Linked DNA regions of Mus musculus: region 2 is linked to region 1. A link is a loop called in an ENCODE intact Hi-C map of the cell type or tissue named here. Cell type or tissue: left cerebral cortex. All regions are shown on one strand. Links, peaks and the distances in the headings refer to the core of each region. The heading gives the core; the rest is flanking DNA.

Region 1 (10,045 bases), core at 1,365-9,364:
GAAGTCCAAACAAAAATTAGTTCCTAGTCTTGTGAGTCTGGGACGAACCTTTCCTGCCTTCTGGCCCACAATGTCACGATCTGGCAGAAGAACCAGGCTCGGTGGGAGTCCATGCCACCGGAGAGATGACAGGCTATGAAGCCCTTGGGATCTGCTGCTCCCCCCACCCCCAGCTTCTCTGGGGGCGGGGGAGTAAAGAGGTCTAAGTGTGCTCTGAGGGTCAGAGGAGGTCATGTTCAAGAAAGTGGTGGGACCCCTGAAAGGGGCCCCCAGTGTTGTTCTAGGATTCCTCTCCACTTGTGGGCAAGGAGAGCTGGGGAATTCTGACTGGCAGCCTTCTTGTTCCTCAGCTGTGAGACTCCTGAGGACGGCTTCCTGTATGCATCAAAGGCATCCCCTGGTGTGTGTCCAGCTCCCTTCCTCCAGCCACCGCCCTGAACTTTCATTCTCCCCAGGTTTATTCCCATCAAAGATGAGGATGCTGCCTTGGAGCTCCTTCAAGACTGACACACTGACACAATGAAGGCAGAAACCACCACTATGTGCTACCTAGTAGGGACCTGTTAAGAGCCTACTGTGTATGTAGTAAATAATACAAAAGTCAAGTCCACCTTTGCCTGCAGCCTAAGGGCTCCCATGACCATGTTAAGATGGCAGTAGTGATTTGGCAACCACGATCCAGGTTCTCTTTGGGAGATGGGAAAAGCGCCAAGGGCAAACTTCACATCTCCATCCATGCAGATCTTTGATCTTTGTCTCCTCACCGCCCCCCCCCCCCCCGCCCCAGTCACTTTGTAGGCACATCTGTCTCCTTTCTCTCTCTGGAAAGTTGCTGGGAAGTGTGTGGGTTGAGAAGAAAGGGGAAGGGCAGGGAATGGCATGGGTTTGGGGAGGTCAGGACACTTGGGTCTCATGCAGAGATGGGGATTTTCTGTGATCTAGGCTCAGAGTCAGGGGCTGCTCCATCCTTAAGGTCCAGGCCTCTGATGAGCTGCCAGAGCCGGGAGCACCTGTGCAGAAGCAGGGATCCCAGGCTGAGGACCACCGCCAGCCATGCCAGTCCTAGGAGGATCCATATAGCTGCCAAGCTCCGATACACAGCGATGTAATGCTTGCTGGGGTCTGTGCCTGCCGGGGAAAGTGATCGCTTGTGTCTGAGGGAACTGCCACTCCCCCCTACTGCCCCCCCCAACCCCGCTTCCATAGGAATGCGATCTCCCTCGTTCTCATACTAAGGACTACTAACGGAGGAAGCAGTGATGGCTACTATACCAGAGACTTCTGAGGAGGCCACCAAAAGTTCACAGCGGCTGCAGAAGTAACCAACCTCAGATAGCTGGTACCTCTATGCTCATCACCCCTAGTGGGTGCCCACCAAGATAACCCGATTATCCCATTCTCACCAACAACATAGTCCCCGAAGCCAATGGTGCTGAGGGTGATAAACGCGAAGTAGAAGCCCTCACGGAAGCTCCAGCCCTCCACGTGGCTGAAGAACATGGGTGGGAAGATGAGAATGACCAGGGTCCCCAAGGTCAGGAACAGAGCCAGGCCCAGGACCTGCAGGAGCTGGGAGGGAAAGAGTGTGCCCTTGAGACCACTTAGAAGGTTCTGGAAATATATGAGGGAAGTCTGGGGAAAGTTGGGTGTAGGCAGGGCAATGTCTAAGCTCCACCCCCACCCTATCCCTGCTGCAGACTTTTGGGTGGGTCTGTACCCCTGGGCATGAGATTTGTATGTGCCAAGTTTCCTGGACAGGGAAATGTGTTAGTGGGTCAAGGAAGGAGTCAAAGACCCTTTTAAACTTGAGAATCACACCTGAGCAGGCGCCCTGGGGTCCCACTCAGGCCTGGGATTAGACTACTGTCAACTGCTAGACTGTTCCAGATCCCTCTGTGGGCATCCTGGGTATCCTGGAGACTGTTTTGGACCACATGAAAGAATGTTGAATACCCGTGACGACCATGGAGAGATAATGTTCAAATTCTCCACCGAAGAAGGATGCAGCACAGAGCTGCCTAGCACACAGGGAGAGTCCTCTCAGTCATACCCAGGGCCTGGTCCTCAGCCCTTTACAGGTAGACTCCATAGCCCTTTACAGGTAGCACCTTGACTTTCCATAGTCAAGGTGCTATAGAACCCTTTGAGGCCATGCCCTGCCTGGTCTGTATCATCCTTCTTCTTATCTCTCTTCTCATACCTGAATCTGTCAGCCCAGCTCCTAATTTTCAACCATCTGTCCCCAAGGGCCTGGAGGGGAGGGAGGACTCTGAGGACCTGAAGGGGGGGGGGGGGAGGGAGGACGATGCCTTACCTGGGAATGCCTGGGGTGGTCCTCCCACCTGTCCAATGTGGTCAGGTGGGCCCGCAGCCCTGTGCCCAGATGGTTGAGGAAGACCACATTGAGTGGGATCCCCATCAGAGCATAGAAGACACAGAAGACCTGCCCTGCCTCCGTGCTGGGGGCCAGGTTTCCATAACCTGCAGGGCAAGGGAGTGTGCAGATGCGGGGAAAAGAGAGCCCAGAACTGGCTCCCACCCCCAACCACCAGCTCTAGCAGAGGTTTGTCTCCATCAGCTCTGTGGGAAGAGGAGCATTCCCTGTTCCTATGGACACTCCCCCTATTCTCTAATAGAACAGCCTCTACTAACAGAAAGCGCATCACCAACGATGCTGCCTCCGGGAAGCCCACTTGACTGCCACTCTCTGCCTCCCTGACAGGCGTGATTCCCTGAGATGTTTTATGTTATTTCTATTGAATTACACACTTTGCCTTGTGTGATTATAACAATTTAATCCCTCTTTGGGGACTGGAAGTTCTGAAGTCCAAGCCTGGGACAGAACCAAGTCTGTACCCCCACCCCTCACCCCACCCCCGTCACTCTGCCTGGCTTGTCAAAGAAGACTTGGCTGGGATTGGACTTGAACTTAATTGAATTGAAGAAAGGTCTGTGTAAGAGAGACCCTGGGGGTTCACAAGGAGTGAGTAGCGTGGACTTTCTGTTGGCACCCCATCTTTTCAAGACACTGAGCTATCAACTGCTGCCTTGAGGAACAGTTGCTGGCAGGGGAAGGCCACAGGACCGGCTCTCACTCCTGCCTTTATGCAGCTGTACTGAGGAATAGCTCTTTCTAACCCTTCAGTGTGACCCAGAGAAGTGAGTCCAGGCAACTACAGCTGCAGCCAACCTACCCACTTCCCAACCTGTGCCCTGTCTGTCACCTCCGGGATAAAGCATATTCCCAGACCAGCAGTGGCATTTAGAATGGACCCCAAGCTCAGCAGGGCCAAGGGAGGCCTCACTCCTCTCCCACTTACCTATGGTGGTGACCACTGTGCCTGCAAAGAAGAAGCTGCTCCCGAAGTCCCAGTTGCTGGGATTGGTGGAGTTGCCTTTGGGGTTCACACCCTTCACCCAGGCTTCCAGGATGACCTGTGGAAGAAGCACGGACAGCAGGCTCAGCAGTTACTGAGTGCAGCCTGTCACCAAGCTCTCAGGAGGATGCTTTCCTGTCTCTTAGATAGCATCATTCCTGTTCACAGAAATGGACATGAAGGATCCGAGGTTCTGGCTAAGACACTAAGTGGCCAGCGGTTGACTGAAGTGTGTGCTCTAATGAGCCAGTGGGAAGCCAGGGCCTAAGGAGGTAGTATGCAGATGCTCTTGATAGCTAGGAAAATATCACGCACACACACACACACACAGAGAGAGAGAGAGAGAGAGAGAGAGAGAGAGAGAGAGAGAGAGAGAGAGAGAGAGAGAGAGAATGAGAGAGAGAAAGCAGGGAAATTAGACAAGATGGATTTTGTGTTGTTGAATGCTTCTGGGAGAGTTTGCTGGTCTGGGGCTGCTTTTCCATGGAACTGGTAATGGGAATGAGAGCTTTCCTGGACATGGGGTGTGCGTGAGTGTGCTGGCAGCCACATTCTCTGGCATTCTCTAGTGAGTGCAACCCATACCTGTAGGAGAAATCCCATCAGAGAGTCCCACAAGTGTGTGTGTGTGTGTGTGTGTGCACACGTGTGCTTTATGTGTGTGTGCACATGTGTGCTTTATGTGTGTGTGCACATGTGTGCTTTATGTGTGTGTGTGCACATGTGTGCTTTATGTGTGTGTGTGTGTGCACATGTGTGCTTTATGTGTGTGTGTGCACATGTGTGCTTTGTGTGTGTGTGTGTGTGTGCACACGTGTGCTTTATGTGTCTATGTTTTGTGTTCCTAGAACAGAAGCCTTAACAGGCTCGAACTTGTGCCCTTAACCCCTTATGGGAAATGGGCAGGGTTCCCTCCCCCCAAACTCTAGGCTTCTCCCTTTAGCTGGGAACTTGCTTTAGGGTGGTGGCTCGGCCTTGGTATCTTGCGGTGCTCTAAAGGCAGAGGAGCCATTGAGAAGTATGGTTGCTCCTGCCTCTTTCCTATGGGAACTGATGTTCACCAGCTGGGTGGAGGCCTCCTGGCCCTCACTTGGGCAGACTTTAGCCTCCTCTTTCCCACACACCCAGGGAGCTGGGGCAGGCATTCCAGAGTGTGTCCTCTCCCTAGAGACTTTCACCCTTGGGCCTAGCATTTGCCCAGCTCCTCAGTGCATCTCTGAGCCTTCCAACCTGTGGAGAAGGGGTTCTGACTCCTCTGATGGCTCTGGGTGTGGCTGAGTAGCCTCAGGGAATCCCATGGTAATGGAGAAAGGGGCTGATGTACATACAAACTTGCTTCCTCGTGGAATCAAGTTTGAACACCATACTCAGCACTGTGTGTGACTCAGTGTATGAGTTCCCCAGGAAACGGATTCCCCCAAAACTGATTTCCAGGCTCCACTTACCCTGGGAGGTGAGGATTTGTCCTGCAACTGAGGACTTTCAGGGGTGTGTCTGTTTCATCTTTCCTAGTGAGTCCTCAAACTAAGCACAGGCCCCTTGGGATGCAGTCAGATCTGGTCCATCCTTGCCCCTTGACTACAGAGCTGGTTTAAGCCTTGCCACCTGTCTGCCCACTCCTCGTTCCTGGCTCCACTACCAGCCCAGGGCAGGAGGTTTGGAGGGTGTTCCTGACTCAGGCTTACTTCTGGGATGTTGAGGGGGCTGGAAATGAGCATCATCCCTGAGTAACTCTATATTCAGAGTATATCCACATATAGAACAACAGAACAGTCCACTCTGTTCACATCTCATCTAGTAAGCCTGTTGCTCTCAGTCCCAAGAGAAGTCTCAGGGCCTCAGCACCACCTGGTGAGCTCACCCAAAGTGCCTGAGTCAGCAGGTCTGGGTGGATGCTGACGCTTGCTCTCCTGACATGCTCTCAGGCGTTGCTGCTGGTGAGGGAGGGCCACAGACTCCACCTTAAAAATTCTCGCTTTCAGCAGTGCCCTGTCCTCACTGGGTGAGCTGGTTCATGGAATGAAAAGTAGAGAGCTCCCCAGCGAGAAGAATGGGTGTGAGTTCTGCCTCAGCCAGTGACTGTGCAGACTTGTCGACACCCTGCATCTCTCACCTGCAAGCTGAAGGCAGTGCTTGCAGTAAGCAACTGGGAAGAAAGCACCTGCAGGGTGCTCAGCCACAGGTGCTAAATGATGGTGGCCCAGAGCCCCGTCCCTACCAATGAATGCACATTCTCACTGTGCCAGCTTTGCTTGGCTTGTTGTTTGGTGTTCGCTAATACTACCTGTTCCACCTGTCTGTCCATCTTCTCAGTGCCCCACCTTTGCCCAAAATACCTAGTTTTGCTTTGTTTCTGAAAGAGAGGGAGGCAGGAGGAACCCAGGCAGGAAGTAAGACCACCTAGGGGTCCAGTTCTGGCAGCTTTCATCCACCCCACCTGGCCGCTGTCTACCAGCCCAGCTCGTTCTAACCTTTGTGTGTGTCTCTACCCAGGGAGATAGGCTGGGAGCCAGCCTATGGAGCAGCAGTCTGAGAAGTGGGCGAGTGTGAGAGGGGACATCTCTGGAGTGTTGAAGACTGACAGTTCATGTGTGTCGACTGCAGGTGCATTTTCTTTGTGGATGTACATGTGTCTATTCCCATTTGCTTATGTGCAGAGTTGTGTACGAATATGTTTGTGCAGGCGGCCAGGGCTCAACCACAGGTGTCATTCCACAGAGCCATCGGCCTTGTTTGGGTTTTGCCTTGAGACAGGGTCACTGAAATAGAGCTAGCCCTTTTGGTTAGGCTGCTCTGGCCTAGCCAGTGAGCTCTCAAGATCCACCTGTCTCCCCAACCCACCAACCCAATGCTGGGGTCACAGGCACTTGCAGCCATACCCAGAGATGTACATGGGGGCCAGGTCCCTCTACTTACAAAGTACTCTTTCCTACTAAGCTGTCTGTCTAGCTTTCCACCTTTCCTTTTCTCCTTCTTTCTTTCTTTCTTTCTTTCTTTCTTTCTTTCTTTCTTTTCTTTTCTTTTCTTTTTCTTTTTCTTTTTTTTCTTTTTTTTTTTTTGAGACTGGCTCTCTTACTGGCCTGAGGCTTGCCCATTTGGCAAGGCTGGCTGGCCATAGAGCCCAAGGGATCTGCCTGTCTAGGCCGTTCCAGTGTTGAGATTACAAGCCGCCATGCCTGACTTTTTTTTTTTAAATTACATTTTAATTAGTACATAACAGTGTGTGTGGATATGGGTGTGTTTATATGCATGTGGAAATGCATGTACCATTGTGTGCATGTCAAGATCAGAGGACAACTTCCAGGAGTTGTCTCTCCTTTCCCTATGTGAGTTTCAGGACTTGAACGGCAGCCATCAGGCTCTGCTCCGTGCCAAGTGCTTTTACTCGCTGAGCCATCTTGCCCGCCCACCTCTGGGGGTGTGGGGACATCTGGGTCTAGAACTCAGGTCCTTATATTTGTTTGGCAGATGCTTGGCTGAGCCAACTTCCCAATCCCAGATATATTTTTTCTTCTCATCTTACTGATGAGGACATTTAGGTTAAGTGACTGGCAAGGTCACATAACAGACCTGAGAATCGGGGCCCCGGACTAGATCTCTCCAGGCTCAAGCTTCCTCCACACTCTGCTTCCAAAGGGGAACCAACCTCTGGGTAGTGGCTCTGTTCCTGCCACTAGCCCCTCCATTGCCTCCCCACTCTTCCTGTCCCATTCTTTTGTACTCTCACCTGTACAAACTGCTCCAGGGCCTGCTGGTCTAGGCAGGTGTAGTTCTCTAAGAAGCGTAGCTTTTCCAGCTGGAACTGGTCCCTGGATTGAGCCTCTGCCTGCTTCTCCAGCAGCTGGAAGATGGTGGCCCCAAGCAGTAGGTAGCAGATATAGGCCAGAAGCAGGGGCAATACTTGGCCACCCCAGCAGCCGCAGACCCCAGCACGGGGCATGATGTGGCCAGGACTCTGCAGCAGCTGTCAGGGTGGCTGTGAAAGAGTTGGAAGAGGTGAGAGCCCCTGCCACTGCCTGCCCTGTCCTCCACCGCACAGGTGTCTGCGGCAGGGGAGTCTGTTTGAACAGTGTGGTGTGCAAACAGGCCTGCCATCCCCCACCCAGCCTTGTTTTTCCATGCAGAGCAGCAAGGCAGCAAATGCTTGGGCCCCTCAGGGACACCTATGAGCTCTTCCTGAGCTCATCTGGTCTTAGCTTCTGCTCCCAAGTGAGGCTGAGTGTCTGGGAGAGAATCTGATCAGGAGCCCACTCTGCTGGGACTGAAGGGATCTTGACAACTTCAGATTCCTCACTTGGGAAGGCTCTCGGCTCAAACACAGGAGGCTGGGAGGGAAGGCTCACGAGGGTGTGGGTTGCCCTTGCTTACAGAAGGGAATGGGGAGGATTGACCTGCCTATTGGGGGAACCTGGGACTGAGTAAACCAGAGTAAAACAAATCAAAGCAAAGTAAACAGGCAGATGACAGCCTTGCTTAGCAGCATTATCAATTGGTGCTACTGATACATGGACAGCCCTGGTTACCACCAGCTATCACTTTGGCCAATGGTTGGTCTTGTTTGAGACCCTTGAACAGGTTGTCTGAGGATGCTGAGCTCAGGAGATGAAAGTGGGGAGAAGACAGAACCGGACATGAGCCTCCACCCATATATTACTGTTGGTGACTCCTTTTTTTCCACAGGAGGACCCATAGTGCCTCGATTGATCTTTGGTAGATGCGACTACTTTACTGACATTATACAATAATTCACCTAACATACTGTGCATGTGTGCAGTTACTGATTTATTTTTTTCTTTTTAGTTGTTAGCTTAACCTTCAACAGCTGACCCGTCTCTCCAGATTTATCTATCTAGCTATCTATCTATCATCTATCTTCCTGTCTGCCTGCCTGCCTGCCTGTCTTGTTTTGGTTTTAAGACAAAGACTCAATGTAGCCCTGGCTGGGCTAGAGCACGGTATGTAGACCAGGCTGGCTTTAAATCCACACAGATCCACTATCTTCTGAGTGCCAGGATTAAAGTCATGTGACACCATGACCAGCTATCCCATTTTATTTATTTAAAAATATTTATTTAGCTTTATTTTGTGTGTATGGGTGTTTTGCCTGCATGTATGTCTGTGCAGCATGTGCAGGCCAGAAGAGGGTATCAGATCCCTTGGAACCTGAGCTGCAGGTGGTTGGGTGCTGGGAATGGAGCCTGAGTCTTCTAGAAGAGCAGATAGTGTGTGCTCTTAACCACTGAGCCATCTCCTCAGGCTTACTGTTTATTTCTTAATATTTATTTTTATATATGTGTGTGTTTGTGGGTGTGGATGCATGCATGTGTGGGTGGGTACCCATAGAGTCCAAGAGGGCGCCAAATGTCCTGAAGCTAGAATTACAGGCAGCTATGAGCTAACAAATGTGGGTACTGAAGTTTTAACACTGAAACACCTCTTCAGCCCACCCCCTATCTTCCTTTGAGACAAGATCTCATGGAGCTCAGGATGACCTCAAACTTGGCATCTAGCGGAGACTGACCTTGAGCTAATGCTCCTCTTGTTCTCCACATCCTTGGGGATGGGATTACATGTGTGCACTCCATGCTTGGTTTATAGGATGCTGGGGTCTAACCTAGGGCTTGATGAGCGCTAGGCAAGCATCCTACCAACTGAGCCACATCCCTAGCCTGTGTGTTTGGTGCCTGAGGCACTTAGCACAATCTTGTTTGCACATCCTTTTTTGTTTGTTTGTTTGTTTGTTTTGGTTTTTTGAGACAGGGTTTCTCTGTATAGCCCTGGCTGTCCTGGAACTCACTTTATAGACCAGGCTGGCCTCGAACTCAGAAATCCACCTGCCTCTGCCTCCCGAGTGCTGGGATTAAAGGCGTGCGCCACAACATCCGGCTTGTTCACATCTTGTTTGTGAGGCTCCCGACTTGGATGCTGGGCACTAACCCTTATTTCCTCTGGTAGAACAGGAAGTACTCTTAACTGCTGAGCCATCTCCCCAGATGTATCTATTTATATTTATACATAAATAAATTTTATTGCTAAAAACAAAACATCTTGAAAAGTAGAAACCTTCTGGCTCAGTGGTTTTCATAGGACCTGGGTTGAGTTCCCAGCACTGCTGCGGCAGCTCACCACCCTCTGCAGCTGTAGTCCCAGGGGATTCAACACCCTTTTCTGGCCTCCTCAGGCACCAGATGCATGTAGTGCACAGGCAAATGTCCTCAGGCAAAACACACATACACATAAAATAAAAAATAAAGGAAACAAACTTTAAGAAAGTAAAAGAAACCCTCATATCCCCACATCTTTATATGCCCCTTTGCCTTCCCAGTGGTAGGTTTGCTTTAGTGGGAACATGTAATTGTTTTAATAACTTCATTTATTTCCATTAAATCTCTAAATTGGCTTCTAAAGTAATGGGATTAATTATGGCAGTTTCATCTGTAGATGTCATCATACTTTGTTCTTACTCATCTTTCTCCATTACTGCCCTCCCCCCACTGTTATAATTTCATTTCTATTGCTGGAGTAAAATGCCCTGACAGAAGGCAACTTACGAGTGAAGGGAGTCTATTCTACTTATTACTCCACGTCTTTGGGTGGAAGTCAAGGCAGGAACTCAAGCAAGCAGCCAGGCACCTCTAGAGTCAAGAGCAGAGAGAAAATAAGCACAG
Region 2 (10,045 bases), core at 1,104-9,103, 92 kb before region 1:
GCATAGGTTCTCACAGACTTGGGACACACATGCCCCTTTGTAGGAAGGACTTGGCTAAACAGCTGCAGTTAGATCACAGCAGGGCATGGGGGAGTGGGTGACAACAGCCAGAAGTACACAGTCCTGCCTAAATATTTCAGCAGGAAGCTTAAATATTTAGATGGGTAAGAGAAAAAAGAATGCATATTGCAAACCTAACCAAAGAGCCCTGGCCACCAAGAGAGCCCCAAGAGTGCTGATACTGTCCTGTCTCTAGGGAAGGTCCAATGTGGTCACCAACCCTGCACAGCCACCACCTAAGGAAGACAGTCCTGAGGCTATCTGGACCCAGGCTTCTCCAGGAGGAGCTTGAGACTGGAAGGGAGAAGTCACATTTTCAAGCGTTGATTATGACCATCAAGGAGTGAACTGAGTTGACTGGGAAGGAGTAGACAATGGTGGGCAGCATGAAGGAGGGCTTTCTGGGTTCCTCTTTGACACCAGTTTCTAGATTAAAAATGCATGACGAGGACTGTGGGGATGTACGGAACAAGATGCCCAGAGAAAGGGGGTACAGAGAGCAACTGATACTTAGGTTCTCTGTTGTATGGTGTAAGCCCTGATACAGTGGAGCACCACTTTTGCATCCCATGGAGGAGACAACTTGCTCTCGGTCACACCCATCAACACCCTGAATGCTTACATTACCCCTGTGCACCAAAAGGTTCTGAGACACCAAGTCTATGTGGCATATTTCCATTTCTCAGCCTCCCTCCCTCTTGCTTCTTCAACCATCAACACAGCCGAATGGACAGCAAAGTGGTTCCAAGCATGAGAACTGGGTGCCAGCCTTCATCACTCTCCCAATCACAAGGCCTCAGACATGCTGTGACCTCTGTGGTTGTATTGTTACTTTTCTTGTTGCTGTAATCAAACTCCTGACAACTTTAGGAAGATGGGCTTATTCTGCCTTTCAAAGGTCAAGAGCATATAGTCCATCACATCAGGGCACAGAAGGCACGGGCATTCTAGTCTTCCAAACTCAATCTAGAAGGCCCACTAAGCTTCTGCTTACAGCAAGCATCCTCGGGCTTCTCTAGCTTGTAGCTCCAAACTCTTATACATTCCTCATGCATACCAGCTCCAAAGACCTACAGGCCAGGTTTATCACAGAAAGGACTCCCCCTCCCCCAATTCCTGGTACCATTTCCCCTTTCTCACTGCTGTTACAAAATAACTAACAAAAACTTGAGAAAGGGAGGGTCTGCAGGGCTGGAGAGATGGCTCGATAGTTAAGAGCACTTGTTGCTTTTGCAGAGGCCCCAGGTTCAATTCCAAGAAACGGCATGGTGGCTCACAACCATCCATAAGTACAGTTCTAGATCTGAAGCCCTCTTCTGACTTCTTGACTTCTGTGGACCGGAAACCAGACAAGCATATGGCGCACATGCATGCCTGCAGGCAATATATATATATATATATATCAGATAGAAATAATTTTTTAGGGGGTCGATTTGAGCTCACTTTGAGGGTACACAGCAGGGGAGTCATGACAACAGAAGCGTGAGGCAGCTGTTTCTATTGTGTCCTTTGTCAGGAAGCAGAGGTGAATGCTGGAGTTCAGCTTGCTTTTGCCTTTTTCTTCAGTCAGGACCCCAATGTGATGCTGTTGCCTATATTCAGAGGTGTCTTCCCAGATCAGCTGAACCTTTCTGGAAACACTCTTAGATACACCCAGAGGTGTGTTGCCATGGCAACTCGACAGTGAAGACCATCACGGTGGTCTCTTCTATTTTGCTGCTGCTTGCTTTTCTGTGAGGTGATGATGGCACCTGGCCAAGGACATTCTTAGTAACAGTCTCCCCCTGGCCCATGCCTGTGTGCTCCAGTCACCAGCTCTACTAACTAACCATGGGCAAGACCAAGGCTTAGTTGACAGTGGGCCTCAGCCCTTTACTTTACCGTGTACATCCAGAACAGCAGTAAGTCCCAGCCCATAGTTCTAGAGATACAGAAAATGGGCCAGTCCCTTGCCTAGCATAGCAAGCAGGAGCCCACAGTATGCTCACAGGCCTGCTACCCACACCCACTCGCCACCCTTTCTTCCTTACATTGGAGAAGAGAAACCCATGTGTCCATGATGCACTACTGGATATTCCAGGTACGCTCACTAACACCAACCTGCTGGTGGCTCCTTGTTGTTCCCCCTGCAGACCAGGGTTCCCTGAGGATAGAGGCTGGGGTTGTTTGTTTGTTTGTTTTGTTTCTTCAGAGTCTGATTTCCCCAGAGAAAGGGTTCTTGCGCAGACTTCTGGAAATGGCAAGTGAAACTTCCAAGGCCCTGCAACCGTGTCCTCCCCTCTGGCCTCCACCATCTGTCACCCATCACTCGGCACGTCAGTCTGCATTTCCCCTCACTCTGCCACCCCCAGAGCAATTTCCTCTCCCCAGCAAGACTGAGCTCAAGGGCTCAAGACCCTCCAGTTGTTTTTTGGTTTTTTTTTTTTTTTTTGAGGCTTCCTGCACAGAAAAGCTGGCCAGCAAGAGAAGCCCCCCACACCACCCGCCCATTGGGGTTTTTGGTTACTTAAGGATTGGAGTTAAGTCTCACAAAAGGCTTCAAGAAGAACTTTGGTATCCTGTCCTTTTCCACAAGAGGACATGAAGGACGGCTGGGAAAGGTAGCCTGGAATGGAGTGTCTGGGTAGACCATCCCAGACCCTGACCTACACAGGAAAAGAGGCACCTTAATGAGGTCTGAGGTGAAGAAGGGGCTAAAGACTATGAGCTTCTGGGAAAAGCCACACTCCCATTTCACCAGAAGCTGAAAGGAAGGAGGCGTCCTTATCAGAACACTCACAGAGTGAGTGGCTCGGCCTACGGAAATTTAATTTCAGTCAGAATATTCCACTGTTTGCAAGTTGTAAATGGCTGTGAAGAAGGAGGGAACTTTCTGTAATGTTATCCACTTCCCCTCTTGAAAATGGCAAACATTTGATGGAGTTCAAATTCCTTGGCTACACTCACAAGGCTCTGTCATCTGACCCTCACCTCTCTGGCCTGTGGCTGCACCTCAAGCACCATGGTGCTAAATTATACCTCTCTGGGGGCTTTGGAAGGGGAAGACCCACGCCATCCTTCCCCACCCACTTTCATGTTGAAAATATTCCATCGAGGGGCTGGAGAGCTGGCTCAACGGTCGAGTGCACTGGCTGCTCTTCCAGAAGGACTAGGGTTTAAGTCCCAGCAGCCACGTAGCACCCCACAACCATCTGCAACTCCAGCCAAGGGATGCAAGGCCCTCTGCTGCCTTCCTTATTCACTACACACACATGATGCACAGACATACATGCAGTTAAAATGCCCGTATACATACAAAAAAAAAAAGACAGTAAAACCGAATATTCAGTTGACAGTTGGGATGTGGCTTGGCGAGAGTGCATTTGCTTAGCATATGCCAGACCTGAGGTTCCATTCTCATCACAGCAAAACTAGAATGCAAATAAACTGGGCTGATATAGGCCCAGATGCTCCAGGAGCGCATTATATGGCAGGACTATTTTTAACTGTTTAAAGGACCTCCATACAGTTTTCCAACGGCGGTGCCATGCTACACATCAAAAGACAAACGCTGCATGATTTCATCTACCCAACAGATTTGAGGGCAGCAACTTCATAAACACGAGCATAACGGTGGTTTCTAGTGACTGGGTGAGAAGGTGGGGAGAGGTGCTGATTAGTGGGAAGTTTCGGTTCTACAAAAAGCAAGGGTTAGCAACTCAGATCTGAGTCACAACAGTGAGAACCTCGTTAGCACTGGATGATGCTCAAACCTGCTGAAGATAGTACATTTGACTTTTTTTAACATTTACTTTTCTTTATTTTTTAATTACATGTGTATGTATGTGTCTGTGTGTGTGTCTGTCTGTCTGTCTGTCTGGGTGGAGGTGAGTGCACATCACATGAATGCAGGTGTCCTTGAAAGCTAGGAAGTAAGGTATCAGCGCCACGTCAGCGCTGGGGGCTGAACTTGGCTCCTCTACAAGAACAAGACTTGCTCTTAATTGCTGAAGCAGCTCTCCAGACTCCATATTTGTTTTTTATAACTAAAAAAATATCCGCGGCCAGCTTCATCTACAGAGTCCTACAAGTTCCAGGACAGCCAGGGCTACATTAAGAAACCCTGCCTTAGCCGGGCACGCCTTTAATCCCAGCACTCGGGAGGCAGAGACAAGCGGATTTCTGAGTTCAAGGCCAGCCTGGTCTACAAAGTGAGTTCCAGGACAGCCAGGGCTATACAGAGAAACCCTGTCTCGAAAAAAGCCAAAAAGAAAAAATATAAAGAAACCCCGCCTTAAAAAAACTAAAAACAAATAAAAAATAAATTCAGGCTGAGAAAGCACCTCACTCGGTGTGGTACACGTGTCTAGCATGTGCTAAGACCTTGTGCACTAAGCTAGCCCTAACATTAAATGCTCTAGGAGGGTCTTCTTGGGCCACCGAAATGGCTGGGTGGGTAAAGACACTTGCTGCCAAGACTGACAGCCTGGGTTTCATCCCGGGGACTCACCACATGGCAGAAGAACAGAGTCAACTTGTGTCCTCTGACCTCAACCACGTGGCCACAGTGTGTGTGTGCTTTCCCCCCACCCCCCACACACTAATGTACAAGGTTTTGTTTTGGTTTGTTTGTTTGTTTGTTTTTTGAGACAGAGTTTCTTTGGGTAGCCCTGGCTACACAAATCCTGGAAGTCACTCTGTAGACCAGGCTGGCCTCAAACTCAGAGATACCTCCTCCTACTTCCGCTTCCTGAGTGCTGGGATTAAAGGCGTGCACCACCACCACCCCTACAAGTCTTTTGGATTCTTTACAGTTTAGAAGTTCACTATGTCTGTGCACGCGGCACTCCATACAGTCCTGAATAGGGTGGCCATCCTTTTCTCTGAAAATCTAAAGCACTCCAAGTCAAACCCTTCTGACTAAGCACTAACGGGACATCCCAAGTGGAAAAGTCTATACTTGACCTCACGATGAACCACAACGCAGGTACACTACAGTCCATAGAAACCACTCTCAGGGTGTTTGTACCTGTTGTACATGAAACAAGACTTTTGTGGTGTGATTCAGGCCCTGTCCTCGAGCTGCTCTTGTGGCTGCAGACACTCCAAATGCATGAAAACCCAAATCACTTCAGACCCTGTGCAGGACTGAGCAGGGGCAGGGTGGAATGGTCACAGACAAGTCCGAGGGTCTCAGCAAACAATGGAAGACACAGATCTCTCCCCGTGCTTCCTGATGGTTACCCACCTCACTTCTGTCTGGAGCGTCCCTGCTGCACCCCAGTTCTGGCCATCGTCTTACATCACCCCAATATAAAGACACTCCTAGGGGTTCTTTCTCAGAAGCCTAGCTCTCTGCTCCCCAAAGTTTTCATTTCCCTTCCCTCCTGTACACCCCCTACCACTAAACACAAACTCACCGAATACAGAGGCTGAGACCAACTTGACAGCAAACCCCTAAGTTCAAGATGAAGGCCTTTGTTTGGCCCCAGGTCAGGGCCAGCCAAGCATGATGTGCAAAACCAAGGAACTGAGTTTCTTTTAAACACCAGTCTATAAATAGGCGAAACCCCAGGAAAATACTTAGAGGTGACAATCACCACCTCCTGCAAACTTTCAAGCTCTCAGTGCATGCGAATTTCTCCCCAGATGGTTCGCCATGACTGTGTCATCTAACCATGCTAATGCTCCACTAAACCTCCCAAGAGAGCTTAGTAACAGTTCACTTTAACTGGTAAAGCTCTAACCAGCACAAGTTTACTAAGGCAGACCTTTTGAGGTAGTGTTGGTGTTTTTGTTGGTGTGGGGCTTTTCTTGTTTGCTTGGTTTTTTTTTTTTTCAGTCTTCAACTTAAGTGTAGCTTTTTGTTTGTTTTTTGGTTTGGTTTGGTTTGGTTTTTCGAGAAAGGGTTTCTTTGTGTAACCACCCTGGCTGTCCTGGAACTCACTCTGTAGACCAGGCTGGCCTCGAACTCAGAAATCTGCCTGCCTCTGCCTCCCAAGGACTGGGATTAAAGGCGTGTGCCACCATTGCCCGGCAACTTAGGTGTAACTTAAGAAAAGCCAAACCATTAGAAATGGTTGTCCTTTAATGGCTCAGCTGGAGACAGAGGCAGGCTGATCTCCCAGTTCAGGCCAGCCTGGTCTGCAGAGTGAGTTCCAGGACAGCCAGAGCTACACAGAGAAACCCTTTCTCAAAGAGGAAGGAAGGAAGGAAGGAAGGAAGGAAGGAAGGAAGGAAGGAAGGAAGGAAGGAAGGAAGGAAGGAAGGATGGATAAAGGGCGGGTTGTCTTCCTTTTAAAAAAACAAATTTGCCCACTTCGAAGCTCTGCAGTTCTAGACTGTGAGAATTCAAGCAGGGTTAGATCAAGGCTCAAAAGACCTAATGACTCTTTTACCAAAGGTGGGTGAGACCAGTGAGCCTCACAGTGTCCACCTTGGCTTGAAACAAAGTGAGTGCTCGTATTAACCCTCTGTTCCCCTGAACTGGGCTCAGAGAAGTTTTTCTCTAAACCTTTCAATATTCTTCGCTTTGAACATTTTGTTCTGAAGTCATTAAACAGTCCACAGTTTTGTTTTTTCATAAATTTGGCGGAGGGTTGGTGTTAGAACAGATGTCAGAATTTCAAAACTGGGATGTATTTAAGGGTTTAACCATGAAAGGAGTTATACCAGGGAGCTGGAGAGATGGCTCAGTGGTTAAGAGCACTGACTGTTCTTCCTAAGGTCCTGAGTTCAAATCCCAGCAACCACATGGTGGCTCATAACCATCCATAATGAGATCTGATGCCCTCTTCTGGTGTGTCTGAATACTGCTACAGTGTCTTACATATAACAATAAATAAATTTAAAAAAAAGAAAGGAGGTATACCCAAAATCCCCTAGAATGTGGTGAGAAGCTGGGAGGGGGTTCAGGGAACGCCAGGGCTCACTTTGGGATACCAGGGCAGAAAAGAAGGCCTGTTGCCCTATCCCAGTCTCAGAAGACAGTGGGACATATGATCCCATCAAGAAGCTTGTTGACCCTTCCTAGGCTAAGAGAGGACACCCCACAAAGTTAAGACTCTCTCCCCCCACTATTCTCTATTCTCCACTCTGACCTGACCTCCTGAGACGCCTCTGTATGAAGGCATAACACTGTTTGTTTAACCTTCTACCTAAAAGACTTAGATGAATTGTCAGCCTGTCAATTTAACTCAGTCCTCAGCTTTCCGGGAGGGAGAAGAAAGAGGGACTTCTAAAAACAGCTGTGCAGAACTGAAGGGTGTACACACAGCTTCAGTGACGGAGACAGTGCCGAGTCAATCAGGCAGCCACACTGGAGAAGACTGTGTGCCTGTTCCAAGGGAAACAAAAAATAGAATTTCCCAGCAGTCCAAAGTCAAGCTGAACCAATTAACTCAGGTCACTTAGAGACAGCAAGTCTCCTGCGGTGGGCTGGCAAAGGTGGATATTGCTGTAGGGGAACCCCCAAGACTGGAGCTGTTGCCCTTGTGGCCACTTTAACTTCCCTGGGTGTCAGTTGCCTTATCTTAAAGCATGAGGTCACCATAAAGCACCTGAAATAAGCAGGTAAAGTACTTGGCAGGACGCCGTCCGCAGAGAGCACTCCATAAAACTCAGAAAATGCTAGCGGCAAGAGCTCCCTGCTTCTTCTATTCATACCCTCTTACCGGGAGCCCTACCAAACTGCTCATTTTGCAGATGAGGATATTAAGGCTAAGGTAAGTTAACTGGTTTGATGAGGAAATGCCCCAGCCAGGAAGCACTAACAGCTTATGCCTCTGCACAGAAGAATAATGTTAACCACAGTGCTCAGCACAGTAGATGCACTCACTATACATGCCAATTTCACTTGCTGGGTTTAAAAAAAAAAGAGGAAAATACATAAACAGCTAGAATAGCCAGCCACCCAAAAATCTGGTAATGCCAAACAGCAAGGCACATGCCTATAATCTCGCATCCAGGGGGCTGAGGCAGGGTGCTTAAGAGTTCAAAGGCAGCTTTCACCTCGTACCAGGACCCTGTCTCAATCCCTAAAATCAGTGGAGCATATGCATCTTTATTTAACCCCCAAGCTTGGGAGGCAGAAGTAGACGGATCTCTGTGAGTACATTCTATGCACGGAACCAATTCCAGGACAGACAGAGCTACATAGGGAGACCCTGCTTTCATAAATAAATAAATAACCAAATAAACAGATTCATTAATGGCAACTAATGTAAGAGCTGCAGATGTGTCTCAGTGGGTAGAGTGTTTGCCCTGGGTTCCATGCCCAACACTGCATTCACAGTGGGGGTACCATACATAAGAGCTGAAGGTTGAAGGATCAGGAGTTCAAGGTCACCCTCAGATACACAGTGAGTTCCGGGCCAGCCAGAGCTACCTGAGACCCTGCCTTAAAAACAAACAGCTCTAACAATAAGGTGCAGTTTGTTACTTCAGTGGGAGTTCAGACGGTTTTGAAGGCAAGAACAGCCAGGGGGTCCTGGGTTGGATACAGGGCACTTGAAAGGCAGCCTGTGTGGCACAGCTCAACCACAGCCTAAGTAGGGGAGGGAAGGGCTACGTCCTTTTTTTCTGTGCTTTTGACTCTACAGCCACGGTTTGCAGCAGTAAGCCCATCCCCCCCCCCCCCAAGCTTAGCTACCTCCTGCTCCCACCCCAGGAATTTTCAACTAAGGGGCTTTGTGATGACCAGGGTTAAAACCCAGAACCTCAGGTGGAAAATACCCAGGCAGCCGAATGAGAAGGAAGATTTTGGAGTTTTCATTTTTTCCTTAAACCAATTTCCTGAGGCCTGAGGCAGCGCCCCAAGTCACAGATCAGAAAGCCGAGAGAGGCAGATTTTTGCAGATTAAGCTGAGGCTGGCAAATGCTTTCATTGGTCCATTTTCATTTCTTGGGTTTTTTCCTTTGAAAAGAGGGAACTTGCCCAGTTGACAAGGTTGTTCTTTTTTTCACTGGGGAGGGTGTGTGTGACAGACTGTCCTTGTTCATTCAAGCAAGCATCTAGAATCTTCTCCAAATCACACTGGCCTGATGTTGCTCAAATTCTTTTTTCTAAAAGTTACCTGTCCACTTTGGGGGTGGAGGTACTGCTGACAGACAAGACCTTAAAATAAAGGGCATTTTGTTTTTTCAAACACCCTACAGAAACCACTTGACCTGTAAAGCCACCGCACCAGATGTACCAGGCTGCATAGCCCCTAAACACTGCCCCCACCCCTTCTCCTTGGGTTTTGAAGTTTATTTTCCCACATTTAGCCTTGAATTCTTTCCTTCCTTCCCCTGCCACGGAGGAGGAGGAGCAGCAGGGAGGGGAGACTTCGAGGGCAGCTGGAGACTTATCATCCTCTCCTCCCCCTCCCCTAAACAAAGCCCCCAGAGCAAACTACACACACACACACACACACACACACACACACACACACACACACAAAACTCTCCTCCAGAGATCCTGTCAGGGCTATCACAAACTGACCACCTTCTTCCTCCTCAGCACACCCAGATGCAGCAGACGGGTATGTGGATCTTTCCAGAACCCCCTGGAAGAACAGCTGTCTTTTGAAACTCACCACTAGCATCACTATCACGTAACCTTCCACGCCCAGCCCCTAAACATAGGGGACAGGTCTACTCAAAAGCAACAACACACCTAGTGGTGTAAACCTGCTGAGGGCAACTCTCTGATGAGCCCATGATCTCTCGGGCACCTAAAATGTTTCTGTGAATGTCCATCTGAAATTAGGAGGTAGTACCAATAGGATGTGTTTAGGTTTTCTCAGTTGTCAATGGTACAATAGTTCAGGGCAGGACAAGGATGAAGACAGGTTTGTTCCCATTTGACAAAACAGGTAAATGAGGCTGGAAAGTGAGAGGCATGAGACAAGTGGAAAGAAGTGGGGGCTGATGTCGATCAGATCTATAATGATTTGAACAGTCTACCCCTGCTCCAGTTTAATCCTACCATTATTGTTAGAAGGCCAGGAACAGGATGGATGGA

What was found. Hi-C counts contacts between places; a loop is a spot of excess contacts. Peaks named below come from ENCODE experiments on the same cell type or tissue, not always from the same donor. Only the 100,000 strongest peaks of a DNase experiment are listed, where the experiment ranks them.
Region 2: it touches region 1 in a loop (2.3-fold over the local background); 4 of 42 quality-filtered maps call a loop at or near these places.

What each region holds. Positions count from the first base shown.
Region 1 is chr14:20,261,846-20,271,890 of GRCm38, forward strand. It overlaps Kcnk16 (potassium channel, subfamily K, member 16), which reads right to left and starts at 7,424. Exons shown (of 5, transcript NM_029006.2): 1 at 7,105-7,424; 2 at 3,321-3,435; 3 at 2,315-2,481; 4 at 1,404-1,569; 5 at 1-1,128. The coding sequence starts at 7,317. The coding sequence ends at 911. In left cerebral cortex, for the core only: no CTCF peak of the experiment used is centred there; DNase peaks (open chromatin) are centred at 5,114 and 6,766.
Region 2 is chr14:20,170,311-20,180,355 of GRCm38, forward strand. The region is part of intron 1 of Kcnk5 (potassium channel, subfamily K, member 5); the gene reads right to left. Among named protein-coding and RNA genes, the nearest start is that of Kcnk5, 6.4 kb to the right of the region's middle. In left cerebral cortex, for the core only: no CTCF peak of the experiment used is centred there; no DNase peak of the experiment used is centred there.